2 separate regions of the Homo sapiens genome follow, and region 1 is linked to region 2. The links are chromatin loops, found by intact Hi-C in ENCODE. Cell type or tissue: A673. All regions are shown on one strand. Links, peaks and the distances in the headings refer to the core of each region. The heading gives the core; the rest is flanking DNA. Region 1 overlaps MAP3K15 (mitogen-activated protein kinase kinase kinase 15). Region 2 overlaps MAP7D2 (MAP7 domain containing 2).

Region 1 (10,976 bases), core at 1,869-9,868, 680 kb after region 2:
GTTGGTGCAGAACTCTGGGTCTGTGGTTGCTCAGCCTGGCAGGAGAGCCAGAGGGTTTCAGTCAACTTCCTGGCCTGGAGCCCTCCCTCCCTGTGTTCCTCTGAAGGGTTTGCCCCACACATAGGAACCTGCGAGAACAGGAGGAAGGGCTGTTATAGCCAGGGTCAGCCCTGCCTTTTTTTTTTTTTTTTTTTTAGCAGCCTTATCGAGGTATAGCTGACATATCATCAAAGCACCCATTAGAAGTACTCAATTCTTTGGTTTTCAGTAAATTTACTGAGTTGCTCAGCCATCACCACGATCCAGTGTCTGGACCTAGCAGACCCCGTGCCCCTTGGTACTCATCCCCATTCCCACTCCAGCCCCAGCTCATCACTCATCTGCTTTGTTGTGTTTGTGTGGCTTTGCCCGTTGTGGATATTCATATGCTTGGAATGAATACAATATGTGGGGTTTTGCATGTAGCTTCTTGCACGTTGAGTCCTGTTTTTGCAGTTCCTCCATGCAGTGGTGTGTATGGGTACTTCGTTGTTGTTCATGGCTGAATGGCATTCCATTGTGTGGAGAACCACATTTTGTTCATCCGTTTACCAGTTAACAGTCATTTGGGATTGTTTCTACTTTTTGGCCACTGCGAATAATGATGCTGTGAACATTCACATACAAAGCGTGTGTGAACATGTGTTTTCAGCCTTCTTGGGTAGATACCTAGAGGGAGAACTCGGGACAGGAAGTCTGTTCTCGTCTGGCTGCAAACATCGTTGGTTCAAATCCTGGCCCAACCACTTGCTAGCTGTGTGACCTTGGGCATATTACTTAACCTCCATGTGCCTCAGTTTCTTCGTAAGTAAAATAGAAATGCTCGTTGTACCTACTCATAGGGTTTTTATGAGGGTAAAGTGAGTTACTGATGAAGTGCTTTGACTGGTCCCTGGCACATAGCAAGTGCAATTGAAGTGTTTGCTAATTAAATACTCGCTTGTACTTAGAAGTCATGGGTTATTAGAGCTGGAAGGAGCCTTTGAGAGAACTGAGTTTGTGTGTGTAACTAACGTGTTGAACCCATTGGACTCAAAGGGTGTAATCACAAAAGCCACTGGATTTTTCTCTCCCACTTTTCATCCTGCCTGGGGCGGGAGTTCTTTCCTTTGACTTTTCCAGCCACCCTTACATAACAGAGAAAGTCATAATGACACTTGAAGGAGCGCACACAGTCTGAATTCAGGAATTAAAAAGGACTCATCGCTTGAAGCCGGGAGGCGGAGGTTGCATGAGCCGATTGTGCCACTGCACTCCAGCCTGGGTGACAGAGCAAGACCCTGTCTCAAAAAAAAAGATTCAGGCTGATACTGATCAACGCTCTGGTCCTCATTCAAAAGTCAGACCCCTCTCCCGTCTCCCTGCAGGCAGCGACCTGTGGTCAGGAGCTGGGTGTTGTCTTTTTCTCCCTAATCACCAGCTGCAGGAAGGAGAGGACAGGGGCAGGGAAAGTTGTTACTTGACTAGCACTGTTGGAAGCTGGCTTTGCGTGCTGTGGGCCTGGCTGATGTTTAGTTATCTTCCCTCGCTGGCTCCCTCTGGATGTAACTCCTGTGTCGTGGGCAGGGGCCTGTCCTTTGGCTGACAGCCCCCTCCTCCCAGTTATTTACCCCTTACATCACCTCCTCCTTCCATCTCTTTCTGTTGAGGGATTCAGATCGTGGAGGACTGCGTTTGAGCAGGAATTCCTTTTCTTTTTTCTTTATTTTTTTATTGGGCAGCCCCTGGAACCAGAATAGGTTCTGAGAGAGACTCCCAGGATTCCTTTTAAGAAGACCATATGCTGGGCACGCCTGTAATCCCAGCTCTCTGGGAGGCTGAGGTGGGAGGATCGCTTGAGCCCAGGAGTTTGAGACCAGCCTGGCCAACATAGTGAGGCCCCGTCTTTACCAAAAATATAAAAATCAGCTGGGTGTGGTGGTGCGCACTTGTAGTCTCAGCTACTCGGGAGGCTGAGGTGAGAGAATCACTTGAGCCCAGGAGAATGAGGCTGCAGTGAGTCATAATTGTGCCACTGCACTCCAGCCTGGGCGACAGAATGAGACCCTGTCAATCAGTCAATCAATCAAATAAATAATACAAATAAAAGATAAACCCTAAGGCAGTATTTCTGTAATAGGGTCCCCCATCTGGTGTCCAGAGTTCAAGCAGCTTCAGCCCACTGTTGAGAGGGTGTGGCAGTATCCCCACACCTTACAGCCCCCTGTCTGCTGCTGGAAGTTAACCTTTGCTCACTTGGGTGCCAGTCCACTGTGTAATTTACCTACAGGAACACATACACATGGAGCTGAGTCGCTCAGTGAAGCCCCCTTCAAAGGCTTTGGGTTAGGAACAAGTGGCGCCACCTTTCCACCAGGCTTATCCCTTGGTCAGGTCAACTAGGGTAGTCCCCTGGACTATGGGAAAATCGTACCTTACTTTTCTTTTCTGTACTTGATTAATATGAAATCTTGAAATTTAGGCTCTAACGGTATCTCCAAGGGCCTGTGGAAGATGTGATGATCATAAGTTGGTATTGAGTGGCTTGAGTTGCCCTGGGCCCACGCCCTTTTGGGGACAGTCCTGCCCCAAATCCTGTAACTTGGGAGAGGGTAGGCAGCCCAGCATAGCTCTCTCTAAAGAAGCTGTCTCAGCACCACCCCCCTAAACTACTCTGTCAACTCTCTCAGCCCCTTGATCAGATTAGAAGGTCCCTGGGCCTCGGTTATAAACTTGTGTCTTCTGCTGTGTGTCTTCTTTGCTGGTAATCTGAAAATCCTATTGGACAATTCTCCAGGAGTCCCCAGTGGATTTTGTGCCCTAGGGGGGCTGAGTCAGTGCCTGTGGGTCTCTTGGTCACCTTGTTCTGAACTCTGCACCACTGCACTGGTGTAGGTACCTAAGAGCCGTAGTGGGCTGTGACCAGTGACCAGTGTGGTAGGGCATACCTTGGAGGAAATATAGGTTAGGGAGCATATGGGGCCCCAAGAGAGCCAGATTTTTGTTTGTTTGTTTGTTTTGTTGAAATGGAGTCTTACTCTGTCGCCCAGGCTGGAGTGCAGTGGCGCGTTCATGGCTCAGTACAACCTCCACCACCCGGGTTCAAACGATTCTCCTGCCTCAGCCTCCCAAGTAGCTGGGACCACAGGCACACGCCACCATGCCCGGCTAATTTTTGTATTTTTAGTAGAGACGGGGTTTCACCATGTTGGCCAGGCTGGTCTTGAACTCCTGACCTCAAGCCATCCACCTGCTTCGGCCTCCCAAAGTGCTGAGATTCAGGTGTGAGCCACCGTGCCTGGCCTATGAGAGCCAGATTGAAGGAAACCCAATTTTCCAGGATTTGTGCGTGATTCAGATGCCCCACAATGCCATCTTCACTTGGTTTTCTTGACAGAATCCAGCCTTTGGGTTAGCTGATGTACACACCCAACATGCATCCTGCCAGGGAGTGTTCCCTTGAGTATCTGAAATAGTTGTGTGCATTTATCTCTCTCTGTTAGCTGTTCTGAGAGTGGATGGTTACCTTGTGAATACAGTAGTGAATAAAATGGAGCACCCAGTTTTCCATTAGTGCCCTGTACCTTCCAGTTACATGGAAAGATGCTCCAATATGGCTTTGGAAATCCTTACACGTGCTACTCTTATTCAGGCAGCTTTTTTTTTCCAGCAGCGCTTCTTCTTGATGTAGTGTATGGATGAGTGATGTCATGGTGTGTAGTTCTGAACTTGAAGGTAGAAGATATGGGTTCTAGCCTAAGCGAATCCTTTAGCCTCTCTGAACCTCAGTTGCCTCCTGTGTAAAGTAGGAATAATGGTAGATAGTGCTTCCTCTGCCTAACCTTCCAGAGTCGTTTGAGTCAGATGGACAAGGCTATGTGGAGACAATTGGTAAGCCATCAAGTGCTCACCAGGAGTCAGATTTGTGGCAGGCAGCCTCCAAAATGACCCCCAATGATCCCTACCTCCTGATAGTCACACCCTTGCGTAGTTCCCTCCCGTTGAATGTGGACTGGACTTAGCAACTTGCTTCTGATGAATAGGAAGAAGTGGGAGTGATGGTGTGTGACCTGGACACTAGGTCATAAAAGGCAGTGTGCCATTCCTCTTTCTCTCGGATCAGTCTCTCTGAGGGAAGCCATGTCTCAAACCAGTCCTATGGAGGATCCCATGTAATGAAAAACTGAAGCCCCCCACTAGCTCTATCCTTAGTGAGCTTGGAAACTGATCCTCCAGCCCCAGTCCAGCCTTCAGATGACTGTAGCCCCAGCTGACATCTGGACTGCAACTTCCTGGGAGACCCTGAGCCAGGTCCACCCAGCTAGTTAGTTGCTGCTGGATTTCAACCCTTAGAAACGCTGTAAGACCTAACTATTTGTTGTTTGAGTTGATAGATTTGGGGGATCATTTCTTAAACAGCAGTAAATAACTAATATGAATGTCATTATTAAATCCTTGCCTTTAGAAAGAGTGCTGTTCACCATGGCTCCATATTTTTAAAAATCTGCAAATTTATTTTTAACTTTTGTGGGTATATAGCAGGTATATATATTTATGGGGTATATAGACTATTTTGATACAGGCACACAATGTGTAATAATCACATCAGGGTAAATAAGGTATTTATTACCTCAGGCATTTATCCTTTGTGTTACAAACAATCCAGTTATGCTCTTTTCAGTTTTTTAAAATGTACAGTTTTTTTTTTTTTTTTTTTTTTTTTTTTTTTCCCCTGAGACAAGGTCTCACTCCCATCTGCCCAGGCTGGAGGGCAGTGGCGTGATCTCAGTTCACTGCAGCCCCAACTTCATGGGCTCAGGTGATCCTCCCACCTCAGCCTTCCAAGTAGCTGAGACTACATGTGCACACCACCAACCCTGACTAATTTTTTGTACTTTTTTAGTAGAGATGGGGTTTCGCTGTGTTGCCCAGGCTGGTCTCAAACTCCTGGGCTCAAGTGATCCACCCACCTCGGCCTCCCAAAGTGCTGGGATTGCAGGCATGAGCCACCATGCCCAGCCAAAATGTATTGACTATGGTCACCCTGTTGTGCTATCAAATACTAGATCTTATTCATTCTTTCTATTTTTTTTTGTACCCACTAACCATCCCCACCTTCCCCCAGTCCCCACTGCCCTTCCCAGCCTCTGGTAACCATCCTTCTACTCTCCATGTCCCTGAGTTCAATTGTTTTGATTTTTAGCTCTCACAAATAAGTGAGAGCATGCAATGTTTCTCTTTCTATGCCTGACTTATTTCGCTTTATATAATGATCTCCAGTTCCATCCATGTTGTTGCAGATGACAGGATCTCATTCTTTTAATGGCTGAATGGTACTCCATTGTGTATATGTACCACATTTTCTTTATCCATTCATCTGTTGATGGACACTTAGGTTGCCTCCAAATCTTGGCTATTGTGAACTGTGCTTCAACAAACATGCGGGTGCAGATATCTCTTTGATATACTGATTTCCTTTCTTTTGGGTATATACCTAGGAATGGGGTTGCCGGATCCTATGATAACTCTATTTTTAGGTTTTTGAGGAACCTCCAAACTGTTCTCCATAGTGGTTGTACTAATTTACACTCCCACCAACAGTGTATGAGGGTTCCCTTTTCTCCACATCCTCGCCCGCATTTGTTATTGCCTGTCTTTTGGATATCAGCCATTTTAACTGCAGTGAGATGCTATCTCACTGTGGTTTTGATTTGCATTTTTCTGATGATTAGGGATGTTGAGCACCCTTTCATATGCCTGTTGGCCATTTACAAATGTCTTCTTTTGAGAAATGTCTATTCAGATGTTTTGCCCATTTTTAAAAATCTAATTATTAGATGTTTTCTTATAGAGTTGTGTGAGCTCCTTATATATTCTGGTGACTAATCTCCTGGCAGAGGGGTATTTTGCAAATATTTTCTCCCATTCTGTGGGTTGTCTCTTCACTTTGCTGACTGTTGCCTTTGCTGTGCAAAATCTCCAAATTTAGAATTAAGCAGACTAAATAGGCTTCAATTAGGAAATAATTGTACCAGGATGGACAGTTATTTGACCAGAGCCAATTAGCCATTGATGTTTGGTTTAGCGTTTCTTTTCTACTGCTGGATACATCTATAAATGTATTCTCTTGCTCTTTGAAGAAATAAATTTAGTGATTATATTAGTCAGGGTCCAGGCAGAAAAACAAAAATAACCCCAGTTATTTCCATGGAGAGAATTTAATAGAAATAACTGTTTGCTGGTTACCAAAAACCAGAAAGGCAGAAAGGGAGGCCCTGAGGTATCAGGAAGCCTGTACCCCTGGGGCTTGGGGGTCAAATGGGAGGGTGAGATTAGAACTTGTTCGGAGGGAGTGTCACCAGGCTGGAGCAGGTACCTCTGAGGGGCAAGATGAGGCTGGTTCTGGAAGTACGGGGTGACACACAGCGGGAGACTGGGGCCGACTGAGGGTCCAACGCCAAGCTTAGGGCCACAGCAAGCACACAGCAGGTCTCCGCTTCCTCCCGCATCCTTCCAGGGTCTCTCTTTAGCGCCACCTGGTTGCGGAGCCTAATGGGGAGCTGCAGGCGAAGCAGAGTCCCAGACTCAGCATCACAGAGCAGAGCTGAGAGAGGGTAGCTTCATAAGCAGCACAGTATCGGATCCTTCCTCAATTAGGGATTCGTTAGAAGGCACATTCCCTGCCAAGACCTCTCCCTCTGTTACAGCAGCAAGAGCCCATAGGGGATATTGTGTCATCGGATGTTCCCTTCTTGGGGCTCTGGGATTTCCTAACAGGGCATCAAGTGTAATGCGCTGCCATGTTGCCCAACTCTGCAACTCACTGAACATTTCCCCGCCAGGGCATCAGCTCTGGAGACCAAAGCCATCATTTGTTCCTCATCGATCTGTTGTGCTCACTGATACAACCCAATTCATATTTAAGTTTATATTTAAGTCACTTGTAATTGAATACAATTAAAACTTAAAAATGCATTTCTTCAGTCTCACTAGCTACATTTCAAGGGCCCAACAGTCAAATATATGAGGCTAGTGACTACCATATTTAACCACACAGGATAGAACGTTGCCATCAGCGCAGGACATTCCATCCGTCACAGCTGCCCCTAGAGTATTTAAAGAATGCTAATAAGACATAGGATCTTCCAGAGGGGGACACAGGAGGTAGTTTCTCCAAACTTTCTTTATAGCCAGTGCGCCCTTTGCTTTCCTTTTTTTTTTTTTTTTTTTTTTTGGAGACTGAGTCTCGCTCTGTCGCCAAGGCTGGAGTGCAGTAATGCGATCTCAGCTCACTGCGAGCCAGGTTCAAGGGATTCTCCTGCCTCAGCCTCCCGAGTAGCTGGGATTACAGGCACCCACCACCATGTCTGGCTAATTTTTGCATTTTTATATTTTTAGTAGAGACGGGGTTTCGCCATGTTGGCCAGGCTGGTCTCGAACTTCTGACCTCAGGTGATCCGCCTGCCTCGGCCTCCCAAAGTGCTGGGATTACAGGCGTTAGCCACCATGCCCGGCCCTGCTTTCATTGATTAAACCTTTAGTTGTGTAATCCTCAGATAGGCCTTTGAATTTCTCTGGGTTTCAGTGTTCTATTCATGCGTGGCCAAGGTCAGAGCTCTGACTTTGCTGTCTTTTTCTAAATTTCTTTGCCAGCCCCCAGGAGCTGCTGTCACTTTCACACACGTCCCCTTTGCACAGGCTGAGTTTCAAGGAAAACGAAGGATGTTATTCGCAGAGCCCTTGACTGACCTCCCCGTGTGCTGTCTCCCACAAGAGCACGTCCAAAGCCAGAGCCCTGGGCCCACCCTGCTTGCCACTGGGCCTGTGCCCTTGCCATTGCCTCCTTAACTATTCCCACACCCTGCCCCGTGTCAGACATCGCTTGTTCCCCGGACCGCTGTCTATCTCACACCCATGATCCCCTTTGTCCAGCCCTCCAGCCTTCGCAGCAGGACCCTGCTTCCCTGACAGCCCCGGCTACCAACCCAGCAAAGTTACACTTTACCCAGGCTGCTCCCCACCAAGGCCTGAGCCTGGCAGGGGTGCTAGAACCCAGGTGGGACTCCTCCAGTGGATGACTTGGGGCTGCAGACTCCCCAGCAGCCTGGCTGAAGCCCTCTCCGGGCTGCTCTCCCATCCCAGATTCTTCCTGATTCTGCCTTCCTCTCCGCTCCCAGGTGTTGCACCTGCCATGTGGTCCGCAGCCGGCCCTGCCCACCCTGCTCCCTCCCGCTTTGTCCTTCAGAGACCTTCTCCCCAATAAATCTCTCATATGTCTCATCTCGTCTTGGCATTTTACTCCTCAGAGGCCCAAATGGACACAGCCATAGTGTTTCCTGACCCGAACCAGGCAGAGAGTCAAACCCTATTTTATTAATGCTCTTGCAGCCTTCTGTGTATTTCTCTGTCCTAGCACCTACCACATTTTGCCATTACTGCCACCGCTGCCAGCATTCTGTCTTTGTCTCCTCCACTAGGCACCTCCCTACCATCAGGCTGTGTTTCTCACGTTCTGGCTTCCCTGTATTTGGCATGTACTAATATGTGCTGACTGAATTGCGCCATTTGTCCTTTGATGGGCCAGGCAGTCCTCTCTCCACGTGGTTAGTATTAAAGGAAGGCATGTTGCATGCCTCTGCTCAAAGAAATATGCAGTCAGGCCAGGAGCAGTGGCTCACGCCTATAATCCCAGCACTTTGGGAAGCTGAGGCAGGCACATCACCTGAGGTCAGAGAGACCAGCCTGGCCCACATGGTAAAACCTCGTCTCTACTAAAAATACAAAAATTAGCCGGGCATGGTGGTGTGTGCCTCTAATCCCAACTACTTGGGTGGCTATGGCGTGAGAATCGCTTGAACCCGGGAGGCGGAGTTCGCGGTGAGCCGAGATCACGCCACTGCACTCCAGCCTGGGCGACAGAGCAAGACTCTGTCTCAAAAAAAAAAAAGAAGCAACCATATTATTTATGCATGGGACAAGACTCCATCTGCCATTTGTGAAGCCATTCATTTCACAGTTAGTGGTGGGTTTTTTGTTTTGTTTTGTTTTTGAGACAAGGTCTTGTTACATTGTCCAGGCTGGTCTCCAACACCTGGGCTCAGGTGATCCTCCTGCCTCAGCCTCCCGAGTAGCTGGGACTACAGGCCACTTAGTTTCTGAGCAATATGGTACCCACAGCCTGTTTGTTTGTTTTCCAAATAGGCACCCTGCAGTACATGGCACCTGAGATAATTGACCAAGGGCCTCGCGGATATGGTGCCCCAGCCGATATCTGGTCCCTGGGCTGCACCATCATTGAGATGGCCACCAGCAAGCCTCCGTTCCATGAGCTTGGTGAGCCGCAGGCAGCCATGTTCAAAGTAAGTCATGCTTCGTGATTGAGGTTGGGCGTGGTTGGGAAGTAGAATTAAAAACAAAGTCTCCTCCCAATCCAGAAAACCTCTCCACAAAGGTAGGAGAGAAGGAAACAGTTTTATTATTGGATAAGCATTAAACCAGAATGCGAGGTGCATCACAGGCAATCCACTGAGACTGCAAAGATGGAAAGCAATCTCACTGTTTCATAGAGCCGAGCAGACACAACCCGTGACATCTGTGTTCTCAAGAGAAACCGTAACTAGTCCTCAAGTAAGACAACTTGGTGGTGCCATTTGTCACAAGGAGCTCATCTTAGATTCACCTGGTGATTGGGGGGACCATTGGTGTTCACTGTTTGGCTTCATCCAAAGGAAAATATAGGCCGGGCGCGGTGGCTCACGCCTGTAATCCCAGCAATTTGGGAGGCCGAGATGGGTGGATCACCTGAGGTCAGGAGTTAGACACCATCCTGGGCAACATGGCAAAACCTCGTCTCTGATACAAAAATCAGCTGGACGTGGTGGCGCATGCCTGTAATCCCAGCTACTCGGGAGACTGAAACAGGAGAATCGCTTGAATCCAGGAGGCAGAGGTTGCAGTGAGCCGAGATTGCACCACTGCAGTCCCGCCTGGGTGACAGCAAGACACTACCTCAAAAAAAAAAAAAAAAAAAAAAAAAAGGAAAAACACTAAACTTCTCATATCTTTAAGACAGTAGGTAGTTTTGGAGTGAAGCCACCATCAAAGTTAGAAACCTACCTTCCTATTTCTGGGAGAGCAGAGTTATGAAAACATTAATAAAAGATGACAGGTTTAAAAAAAAAAAAGAAAAAGGAAACTAGGAGATAGAGGCCCTATCTTCTTTGATGATTACATTTCAGAGAGATGGCTTCCAGGTCCTTGCAAAAGACATTTCTGGCAAGAGTCTTATTTAGCCGTTTAAAAGATTCACGTATATCTCAGAGACAGAGAAAGAACCTTAAAGTTATAAGTTCTCTCAAGTCAAGGCTCTAAGAAAGCTGGGCAGGGTGGGGGAGGGTCCTTTCCCTTTATTTTCAACAGGGAGAATCCAGCCCCTTAGTTTCCCTTCATGTTTGCTCTTACAGTGGGTAAGGCTCAAAGGCCATGTGGGATCTGTGCCTTTGGGGGACAGGTTTCTGACTGGCTTCTGGAGAGGTGGGAGTTGGGCTATCAGGTAAATATATCCCTTATCATTCCAACAACCCTCCCCGAGCTAACAGGAAGGGCAGCCCATGTACTGGGGCCAACATAGTGCAGATTGAGCATTGCGGGTGGGGGTTTTACCGCCGAGCAGCCAAGATTGTGGAAAGGGATGTCCTTCCTTGTGACCTCACGGGAAGCTGATGCCAGGACACCCCGGTGTACCCAAGGTTGGGTGTGCAGCTTCTGGCCTCATGTATGCTTAGAAACATGTAAGGGGCTTGATGTGGTTTGGCCATGTCCCCACCCAAATCTCATCTTGAATTGTAGTTCCCATAATCCCCACGTGTTGTGGGAGGGACCCGGTGGGGATAATTGAATCATGGGGGTGATTTCCCCCATCCAGTTCTTCTGATAGTGAGTTCTCACGAGATCTGATG
Region 2 (10,919 bases), core at 2,920-10,919:
CAGTCTCATCTCTGGTTGAATGGGGCCTCAGAGCTGTTCCACCTGAAATTTCATGATTTGGGATTTTGAAAGTGCCAATCATACATTAAATTGACTTTTTAGGGTTTTCTTTTTTTGCACATTGTATGCTGGTATGATTAAACCTTCATTTTAACACTGTTTTTGTTTGTTTGTTTGTTTGTTTTGAGATGGAGTCTCATTCTGTCACCCAGGCTAGAGTGCAGTGGCACGATCTTGGCTCACTGTAACCTCCACCTCCCAGGTTCAAGTGATTCTCCTGCCTCAGCCTCCTGAGTAGCAGGGACTACAGGCACACACCACCACACCCAGCTAATTTTTTGTATTTTTTTGTAGTGACGGGGTTTCACCATGTTGGCCAGGCTTGTCTTGAACTCCTGACCTCAGGTGATTCACCTGTCTCAGCCTCCCAAAGTGCCGGGATTACAGGAGTAAACCACCGCGCCTGGCCTCATTTTAACACTGTTAAGGGTTGTTTTGTTGATGTTCTCAGAGTGCCTTTAATGGTTATGAATTTCATTTTGAAGAAAAATTAGGTTGCTACACAATTTCGCTGTTGGTTTTCATCAAAAGTCCATTGTATTAAAGCACTCATCCTGAGTTATGGAGAGAATTGAGATTTAGCCCTACACTGAAAGAAATTTAAATGGGAAGTTTAGTGACCTTATGGGATTGTAATTGGTTTTGAGGTTTTAAATGAAAAATATGAGGCGGGAGTATGTGATGCTTTCCGAACAAAAACAATATACCCTCATGCAATAATGAAAAAGGTTCTAGATTCTGTCAGTTGATTTTCAGTTTCCACTTGCAAGATTGAAAAGTTCAATTGGATTTCAGGCTTTATTATTTTCTAGCATATTTTTGCATAAATCATTACCCTTGCCTGGAATTTCCAACTCCTGCCTTTCACTGATCTGAATCTGACCCCACCTCCTCTCTCCCAGGAGAGCAGCAGAGTCCAGAAGAAATCACACTGGATTAAAAGTCAGAGAGATAATTAGACTCCTCCCACTTAATAGGACATTGGATGGGTGGGTCACTTGATGTTTTAAAGTCTCCATTTCTTTCTTTTTTTTTTTTTTTTGAGACGGAGTTTCACTCTCGTTGCCCAGGCTGGAGTGCAATGGCGCAGTCATGGCTCACCGCAGCCTCCGCCTCCCAGATTCAAGTGATTCTCCTGCCTCAGCCTCCCAAGTAGCTGGGATTACAGGCATGTGCCACCATGCCCGGCTAATTTTTCTATTTTTAGTAGATGGGGTTTCTCCATGTTGGTCAGGTTGGTCTCGAACTCCAGACCTCAGGTGATCCGCCCGCCTCGGCCTCTCAAAGTGCTGGGATTACAGGCGTGAGCCACCGCGCCCGGCCGGTGGGTTATTTTCTAGATTAAAGAAATGGGCCGGGTGCAGTGGCTCACGCCTGTAATCCCAGCACTTTAGGAGGCTGAGGCAGGCGGATCACGAGGTCAGGAGATCGAGACTATCCTGGCTAACACGGTGAAACCCCATCTCTACTAAAACAAAAAATTAGCCAGGCGTGGTGGCGGGCATCTGTAGTCCCAGCTACTCAGGAGGCTGAGGCAGGAGAATGGTGTGAACCTGGGAGGTGGAGCTTGCAGTAAGCCAAGATTGTGCCACTGCACTCCAGCCTGGGTGACAGAGCGAGACTCCATCTCAAAAAAAAAAAAAAAGAAAAGAAAAGAACCCCTCTAAAAATAATGGCCAGCAACATTTAATGAGCATTTATTATACGGGAAGTTCTTCCCACACATTTCATGTAACCATCACAGCAGCTGTTTATCACAACACATTTATCATTTATTGGCAGTTTTTTTCATCCCCTTTTAAAAATAAACACTCATTTTTCTTCCAACTTGCTAACATTTATTTTTGCTCCCCAGTTTTACAAAGTATAATTAATAACAAAGCTGTTGGGATTGTGTGACAAAGATACTTTATAGAAATATATATGATTTTTACATACTCACATGTACCACATAGGTTTGCCTTTGGAACCAGATATATCATCTAGATATTTGGGATGAAAAGGAAAAACAGGCAACCTAGAAGATTTGGGAGAAGGCCGCAGATAAGATCAACTAGGCTCTGGATTTTAAGCCTTGTTGTGGAACACTCCCTGATGTGGTTTTTGGTATTTTGCTTTTTTTGGGGTGGGGGGGAGCACTACAAATTCTTTTATTGCAATATAATTTACTAATAATAACATTAATCATTTTGAAGTGTAATCTGGTGGCATTTTGTACATTCGCAATGTTGTGAAACTGTCACCACTGCCTAAAATACCATCACATTTTCATCACTCCCAAAAGAAATCTTGAACCCATTAGTAGTGTTTCACAATGTCTCCCATCCCCTTCATTCCTTTTTTATGGCTGAACATTATTTCATTGTATGGATGTATAACGCCATATTATATTTATCCAGTGTGATGGTTAATTTTTAGTGTCAACTTGACTGGATTGGGGAATACCTAGAGAGCTGGTAAAGCATTATTTTTGTGTGTGTCTGTGAGAGTGTTTTCAGAGGAAATTGGTGTGTGAGTCTGAGTGGACTAGGTGGGGGAAGATCCACCCTCAACGTGGGTGGGATCCTCCAATCCCCTGGAGGCCAAGACAGAACAAAAACTGAGGTGCTCAGTATATGTTACTGCTTCCCCTTCATGAACTTGACATTTCTTGAGTGCTTACTGTGCACAAAACACTGTGCTAGGCCCTTTGGGGGCTACAAGAAGAAATGGAACATAGCCCTGCCCTTAAGAAGCTTGTATCCTGATGGATGGACTGGAAAGGGAGGGTTGGCGAGAGAGGGCATCGGGAGGGTAGAGTTTCCTGTGCCTGAGGGTGGTGAATGAGAGAGGGAAGGACCCGAATGTGAAGTAAAGAGGAAAAAGGTCTGTGAGAATCAGAGCACTGATGGAATTCAATGGAAAGATTAATCTGTGTGTGTGTTGGGGGTGGGGCTATGGGGAGCAGCTCATGGAGTGCCTTCCTTTCTTTACCCTTGTATTCCTCCCACAACTCTAGCAGAAAAATGGGTACAAAGATGCCTTAAAATGTTGGTTGTTTTTATAGACACTTCTGGTATGAGGTTAAAATATTCTGCAAATTGGGAGGTTTCCATCAATGGGACATAATATTCGTGGCCCTTTGATTCAGCAACTTTTTGAGTCCCTCCCAGTCTTTAGGGTGCCAGAGATTCAGAGATAAGACAAGAGTTTAGAGGACAAGGGTCAAATGAAAAGACCCAAAGCCTGGCAGGGTGGTGCACACCTGTAATCACAGCGACTGGAGAGGCTGAGGCAGGAGGATTGCTTGAGGCCAGGAGTTAAAGATCAACCAGGGGCAGCATAGTAAGACCCAGTCCCCCTGCCCCTGCCTTCCACCTCCACGGAAAACAAAACAAAACAAAACAAAACAAACAGACCTAGACAGTAGCATGTAGGACAGTAACAACCTTGGCAAAGGTAAACACTGTGGAGGAATGTGGCAGGTGATCAGTCATTCCTTCTGCAGACTGTTTTGGGGCTCACTCTGCTGAGCTCTGTCATACAGAGAGTAGCCACAGGGAGGGCCCTGCCCTGTAGAATCACCATAATCTAGAACACTGGTTCTCAAGGTGTGGGCCCTGGACCAGTAGTGTCAGCCTCACCTGGAAGCTTGTTAGAAAGGCAGATTCTCTGGCTCACCCCAGACTTACTCCATCAGAAGTTCTGGAGGTGATGTCCAGCAGTCATTTTCACAAGCCCTCCAGGTGGTTCTGATGCATGCTCAAGTGTGGTGAGCAGTGGGCTAGGACAGTTGTCAGGTCTGGATGCACATTAGAATCACACGCGGGGCTTTTAAAGCAACAGTGCCTAAACCACACCTAAGACTGACTAGATCAGAATCTGAAGGGAGACCCAGGCATCTATATTTTTGAAAGCTCTCCAGGTGATTCCATTGTATAGCCAAAGTTGAGAAGCGGTGGTCTCCACATGCTTAAACAGATCATCACAGTGCAACCAAGAGTGACCATTAAGGTGGGAAACAGTGCCTGTGAGTCCACAGAGCAGAGGATGCCTGGCAACCCCTTGAAGGGATCAGGATGGCTCCCCAGAGGAGGTGAGGACCCTTCATTGTATTTCCTATTGGATGAGCTCTTCATTCCTCCTTCCCTTTTTTTCTGGACATTGCAGTTGCACAAATCTGAGTGTGATCGGAAAGGTTATTTTAAAATTCATTTAATGTGATTAATTTTTCAAAGTTGAACACAGCTGGCTTCCCTTTAAAACTTTGTATTTTGATAGTGGTTCTTACCATGAATAATTGACTAATATCAGGTCATTAATATTCTATAGGAGAGTACTTCAAGCTAATAAAATTCATTTTAAAATTAGTTTTTAAAAATGTGTTCCTGCAGCCCAGGGATAGTAGGATCTCAGTCAAGTATGAGATTTTATGCTTTTCTGTTAACATAAGATAGTTGTTTGACTGCTCAGTATCCCTGTTTTATTCCAATTTTTTTGTAGGAATTAATTGCCCAGGAAAAGACCTCTGTTTCAGAGTTGCAAGTTTGCCTGGATGCTGTTGCCCTGGGAAACATTATTGCATCAACAGTGGGGAAGGGGTGGCTCTGACATGGGTGCTCTTTGTCCTTCTCCTGGGTAGGGCATCTCTGAGAGGGTATCCCCTTTAGGTCCTTCCCAGGGCTTCACATTTGGGCCAGATTTTTTTAAAAAATAATTAAACTTTTGTATTTTGAGGTCATTGTCAATCCACACGCAGCTATAAGAAATATTATAGGCTGGGTGCAGTGGCTAATGCCTGTAATCCCAACATTTTGGGAGGCTGAGGCAGGAGGACCACTTGAGGCCAGGAGTTCAAGATCAGCCTGGGCAACATAGTGAGACTGCATCTCTACAAATAAATAAATAAATAAATAAATAAATAAATAAATAAATAAGAAAAAAATTGCCGAGGCCAGGCGCGGTGGCTCATGCCTTTAATCCCAGCACTTTGGGAGGCCGAGGTGGGCAGATTACGAGGTCAGGAGTTTGAGACTAGCTTGACCAACATGGTGAAACCCCGTCTCTACTAAAAATACAAAAGTTAACCAGGCGTGGTGGCGCATGCCTATAATCCCAGCTCCTCAGGAGGCTGAGGCAGGACAATCGCTTGAGCCCGGGAGGCGGAGGTTGCAGTGAGCCAAGATCGCACCACTGCACTCCAGCCTGGGCAACAGAGCGAGACTCCGTCTCAAAAAGAAAAAAGAGAAAGAAAAGAAAAAGCCAAGCATGGTGACACATGCCTGTAGTCCCAGCTACATGGGAGGCTGAGGTGAGAGGATTGCTTGGGCCCAGGAGTTCGAGGCTGCAGTGAGCTGATTGTGCCACTGCACTCCAGCCTGGGTGACAGAGTGAAACCCTGTCTCAAAAAAAAAAAAAAAAAAATTACAGAGAGAGCCCATGTACCCTTTACCTGGTTTCCCCCAGTGGTAGTATCCTACAAAACTATAGAACAGTATCACAACTAAAATGTTACCACTGATACAATCAAGACAGAGTACATTTCATGATGCCTTTTATAGACATCCACTTCCCTCCCACCCCTACCCTCTCAACCCCTGGCAAGCATGTAGGCATGGATCTGTTCTCCATAAGTTCTTATGGAGTTCAAAGGTAAAACTGGGTCCCTGGTTTTAAAAAAAGAAAGAGATGGCCATAGACTGTGGCTCATGCCTGTAATCTCAGCACTTTAGGAGGCTGAGGCAGGAAGATTGCTTTAGCCTAGGAGTTCCAACATCAGCCTGGGCAACATAGGGAGACCTTGTCTCTACTGAAAAATAAAAAAATTAGCCAGGCATGGTGGCACATACCTGTGGTTCCAGCTACGTGGGAGGCTGAGGTGGGAGGATCACTTAAGCCCAAGAGTTGGAGGCTGCAGTGAGCAATGATCGTGCCACTGTACTCCAGTTTGGGCAACCAACAGAGTGATATCCTGTCTCAAAAAGATAAAAAAAAGATGATAAATGCACACAAATAGGGCACATGGACAAAGGATGATTGGGTAGGAAAGTTAGACATTTTAGGATTTCAGGCCATACATAAAGACTTTCTTTTGGAACTGAATTCAGCACTGTATTAGTCTATTTTCACACTGCTGATAAAGACATATCCAAGACTGGGAAGAAAAGGAGGTTTAATTGGACTTAGAGTTCCAAATGGCTGGGGAGGCCTCAGAATCATGGAGGGAGGCGAAAGGCATTTCTTACATGGCAGCGGCAAGAGAAAATGAGGAAGATGCAAACGCAGAAATAAAATCATCAGATCTCGTGAGACTTATTCACTACCATGAGAACAGTATGGGGAATACTGCCCCCATGATTGAAATTATCTCCCACCAGTTCCCTCCCACAACACCTGGGAATTATGGGAGTACAATTCAAGATGAGATTTGGGTGGGGACACAGAGCCAAACCATATCAAGCATTACTTCTTGGATACACTGTGTCTTTAGAGGGCATCTCCTGGTGTTAGTGTTCACAGTAATCTACCTCAATTCCTCTGGTTTAAATCTGGCTGTGTTTTGGTAATAACTGGTTTATTTGTTAGAGGCCATGGTTTGTGCTCCAGCCCTCCTTACCTCGGAATGAGCTCAAGGGCTTTTTGACAGCCTTTGGGAGAAACATGTAGAGTCAGAAGGTGGAAGCTGGAGATGAGTTAATTTGGCTTCTCTTGGAATGGATATTCTCAAAATGTTTGCTCAACAATTAAGCAGAAGAAGCAGATGCTGTGTGGAAGAAGCTTTACTCATCCAGTAAATCTCAATCCCGACTGAACTCAGACTTCCTTATCCACATGTGCCCCAGAGCAGCTAGACGTGCAGAGAGAGAATCACAGGAGGGAGCTGCCAGGCTTCTCACTGCAGGGTGGTAACCGCCAGCCACATGTGGCTATTAAGCGCCTAAAGTGTGCCCAGTGTGACTAAAGAACTGAACTGTAACTGTACTTAATTTTGATATGAAATTTAAATAGCCATGTATAGCTCATGGCTACCAAATGAACACAGAGATTCCACATTGCCCATGTTGGGCTGTTTGAGTCACTCCACCCCTTTCAGTGGGATAAAACTGAATTTAAAAAAGAAAGAGACGGCCATGCATTGTGGCATGAGCAAGGAGAGGCCTTACAGCTTCCCCCAGGGTCCTCTGTAACCCCTTCCCCACCCAGCATCAGCCCTAAAACATTGCTGAGCAAACATTTTCAAACCACTAGTGTGAGGAGGAAGCTGCTAATTAGCCTGCCTGGACAGGAGCCACATCTGTGTCCAGCTGGGCCAGCGCTTGGCTCACAGTACTGCTTACTTCATACTGCTCTAATGAGTCACACTTGACTTCTCTTTAGATTTGCAAGCTCATTCTTGGGGCCAGGTTAAGATTTGTTCCCTGCATGCATCACTTCGTTACAGCACTAAGACTAAGGTGTTACATTTCTTCCCGTGCCAGGGAAGCAGCACAGAAAAGCGGTAACTGAGAATGTGGGTCCTTTCCGCCAGATGTGAGAGATTAGGAAAAAAAAATTTAATGGTTTTTAAAGTGGGTCCTGAAGCCAGTTTCTTGCATTGGAATCTGGCTTCAAGTGCCTCTGTTTCTACACCTGTAAGACAAGGATCATCACAGCACCTCTGTCATCATAGGGTGGTTGGGCTGAGAAAGTCTGAGCAGTGCACTTTGTCCTTGGGAACTGCTCAGTTATTACCTCTTATTATGATGATGCTGGTGATGATGACTGTGAGCATGATAATAAAGATTTTCTGGAAAGATGATTTGAAGGTGTGACTCTCATGTGTGTCCATGAGAGGGCAGCCTAAAATCATGCATGTCTGTGGAACAAGCAGCCTCTGTAAAGCCTCAAGGTAATGTGGGCAGTTTCAAGTGTGTTTGGCCCTTTTTCTTCTCTGTTTTTCTTTTTTCCCTCTGTTTGAAGAGCGCTTTCAGCCATTTTCAGGCTTACTTTAGATACGGAGCAGGCCCATGAACACCTAGAGGGCAGCATGGGCAGTACAGAGCTAGGTTCAGGCCCTGCCTGGGTGGGTGAGTTTGTGTAGGTGCCAATGAGAGCGTCTGTCTAGGCGTCCTAGGCTTTTCTTTGTAACTTTTCACACAGAACTAATTCTTATTAATCAGACTCTTGAGGTAGACACTAGAACCTGACTGTGTTTAGAGAAAAAAGAAACTTGATTTTCTATGCTTGTTCCCCTTCCACTAACTTCACACCTGCCTCTGAGCATTGTGTGCATGCATTGGTGCCACCATGTAAGGGGACAGTGGCCGGAGCTGTATAGACCCAGAGTTGCATCAGCCACACATGGCTCTGGAACACACCAGGGGAGACTGAGTTACAGAGAGAGCAGAATAAGAGTCCTCAAACCATGTGGGAGCACAGAGCATCATAGGGCTGGGGGACAGTGGGGGTCTTGAAGATGGGCAGGGTTTAAACAGATGGAGCAGGGTAGAATAAAGGATGGCATGAGCTAGAAGGTGCATGGGAGAAAGGGCAGTGCTGAGGTAAAGTTGGGAAAAGAGTTTGGAGTCAGATTGCGGGGTGGCTGGAATGAGCTGAGGAGTTGGCCTTTAAATTTTTGATGACGTTCATATTGTTGATAGTGTCATAATGATTAAGAGATGACCAAAAACAAAATGAAGAATGGCACTTGGATTTTTCTAGTACTTATCTCATTTTAATATCCCTGATATTTAATCTAGGCTGCAAAACCAGATGTATGTGGGGAATCATGACAATCCAGTGTTTGTCACGCCATCCCCCTTCCTCATTCCCACTGCCTACACTGTGGGCCAGGCCTTCAGGCCTCCCTCCTGGACAGCAGCAGGAACCTCCTTAGAAGAAGCACAGGTTGCTGTGGCAGCAAGGCACACTATGATGCCAACTTGTGATGCTCCCAGAGAGGAAGGCACAGATGCTGGGGAAGTGAACCTGGTTATATTAACATGAAAGCTGACTTCTAAAGAATGGTGTGCTTCTTTGGGAGGCCGAGGCGGGTGGATCATGAGGTCAGGAGATCGAGACCATCCTGGCTAACAAGGTGAAACCCCGTCTCTACTAAAAATACAAAAAATTAGCCGGGCGCGGTGGCGGGCGCCTGTAGTCCCAGCTACTCGGGAGGCTGAGGCAGGAGAATGGCGTGAACCCGGGAAGCGGAGCTTGCAGTGAGCCGAGATTGCACCACTGCAGTCCGCAGTCCGGCCTGGGCGACAGAGCGAGACTCCGTCTCAAAAAAAAAAAAAAAAGAATGGTGTGCTTAAATATTATATACATAATATACTGGGTCCAGTTGTAACAGAGTGCAGTAAATTATTTGTAATCCTAAAATGATCATGAAGATCCATTTAATCTTTTGTTTAGAAAGCCCTTTAGGGTTCTGCAGGGGTTGGTTGGAGATGAAAAGCTCCAGGGATATTTCTCAGACATTTTCGGGGAAGTTGTCATTTGTTCCATCTTATTTGTTGTAGATATTTGGATGATTCTAAGATACTAAGATTGACATTGGCACAAACTTGGCAGAACCAAAATTGAACTTGAGTGTTGTCTTTCATAGTGCTCACCCAAGGAGCTCATACGTTGGCTCCTTTCAGAAAGTAGGCCGGGCATGGTGGCTCACACCTGTAATCCCAGCACTTTGGGAGGCCAAGGTGGGCGAATCATCTGAGGTCAGGAGTTTGAGACTAGCCTGGCCAACATGATGAAACCCCATCTCTACTAAAAATACAAAAATTAGCCATGCGTGGTTGCACGCACCTGTAATCCCAGCTACTCGAGAGGCTGAGGCAGGAGAATCGCTTGAACCTGGGAGGCAGAGGTTGCAGTGAGCCAAGGTCGCGCCACCGCATTCCAGCCCAGGCGACAGAGTGAGACTCTGTCTCAAAAAAAAAAAAAAAAAAAAGTAAAATGTTCAGTGTCTGTGTAATGAGCAGTATTCAAAATTTTGTCCATTTTTGTGCTTCTCCTCTCCCCCAGGTGGTCCTGCTTCAGGCTTGGGAGCCTGACTAGACGAGGCCTAGTGGGCTTCTCTGCACACTGCCAGGCCCGTCTGTCACTTACTGTACTTTCTGACCCCTTGTCTGCCTGGGGGCAAAGGATTAAGGAAGGGGCTTTGTCCTCTGGGGCTGATGTTGGCCCAACTACAGGACAGCTTGGCAGGTGCATGCGAAAGTGGTAGCTGCTGCCCCTCAGCTGTGTGTGTCATGGAGAGTGACAGATTGGACTTCCTTTGGTTGAAGTGATGGAGATGGATGATGTGCACGTGCAGTCAGACTCGGGTGCCATGCCCAGTTGCCTATAGTACTTAGCAGATAGGGAAAGAGTGAAGAACTGAAACATAATCTAGTTTTCTCCTTTGTAGGCATGGAGGGATTTTTGAAATCAGATGAGAGGCAGAGATTGGCCAAAGAAAGACGAGAAGAAAGAGAAAAATGTCTGGGTAAGTTATGCACTTTGGCTATTTTGGTCCAAGGGAGTGGAGATATGGTGGTGTCTTTTCTGAAGATTCTTAGAAATTTGTGAATGAATGGGAACTAGGACAGTTGCTAGATGAACATGAAGAATCAGGCGTGAACCTACACTGCAACTGGCATGTTCACAAATAGGTAATTTTCAGAATAGTTCACTCGGCAAACATTGAACCTCTGCTGTGTTCTAGCCACTGTGTTAGGGTCTGCAGTTACGATATTGAAGAAAGAGAAACAGTCGCTGCCCCTGATCTAAGGAAGTCCTAACACCTTCAAGTGTCAACTGTGTACACTCCCTCAGGTTCTCTCTTGGGAATCTAAAAGGGCCATCCTCAGGAGAACTGAGAAAATCAGCACTTGAGTCATTTTATATTTTAGGAC

The links. Peaks named below come from ENCODE experiments on the same cell type or tissue, not always from the same donor. Only the 100,000 strongest peaks of a DNase experiment are listed, where the experiment ranks them.
Region 1: it touches region 2 in a loop (8-fold over the local background); 15 of 110 quality-filtered maps call a loop at or near these places.

The regions. Positions count from the first base shown.
Region 1 is chrX:19,378,521-19,389,496 of GRCh38, reverse strand. It overlaps MAP3K15 (mitogen-activated protein kinase kinase kinase 15), which reads left to right. Exons shown (of 29, transcript NM_001001671.4): 19 at 9,220-9,377. Among named protein-coding and RNA genes, the nearest start is that of PDHA1, 40 kb to the right of the region's middle. RefSeq lists an enhancer at 6,420-6,479. In A673, for the core only: a CTCF peak has its summit at 6,558 (motif pointing left); a DNase peak (open chromatin) is centred at 6,546; H3K27me3 peaks cover 566 bases.
Region 2 is chrX:20,064,319-20,075,237 of GRCh38, reverse strand. It overlaps MAP7D2 (MAP7 domain containing 2), which reads left to right. Exons shown (of 17, transcript NM_001168465.2): 2 at 10,433-10,510. Among named protein-coding and RNA genes, the nearest start is that of MAP7D2, 47 kb to the left of the region's middle. In A673, for the core only: CTCF peaks have their summits at 7,670, 7,869 (motif pointing right) and 10,871; DNase peaks (open chromatin) are centred at 7,347 and 7,887.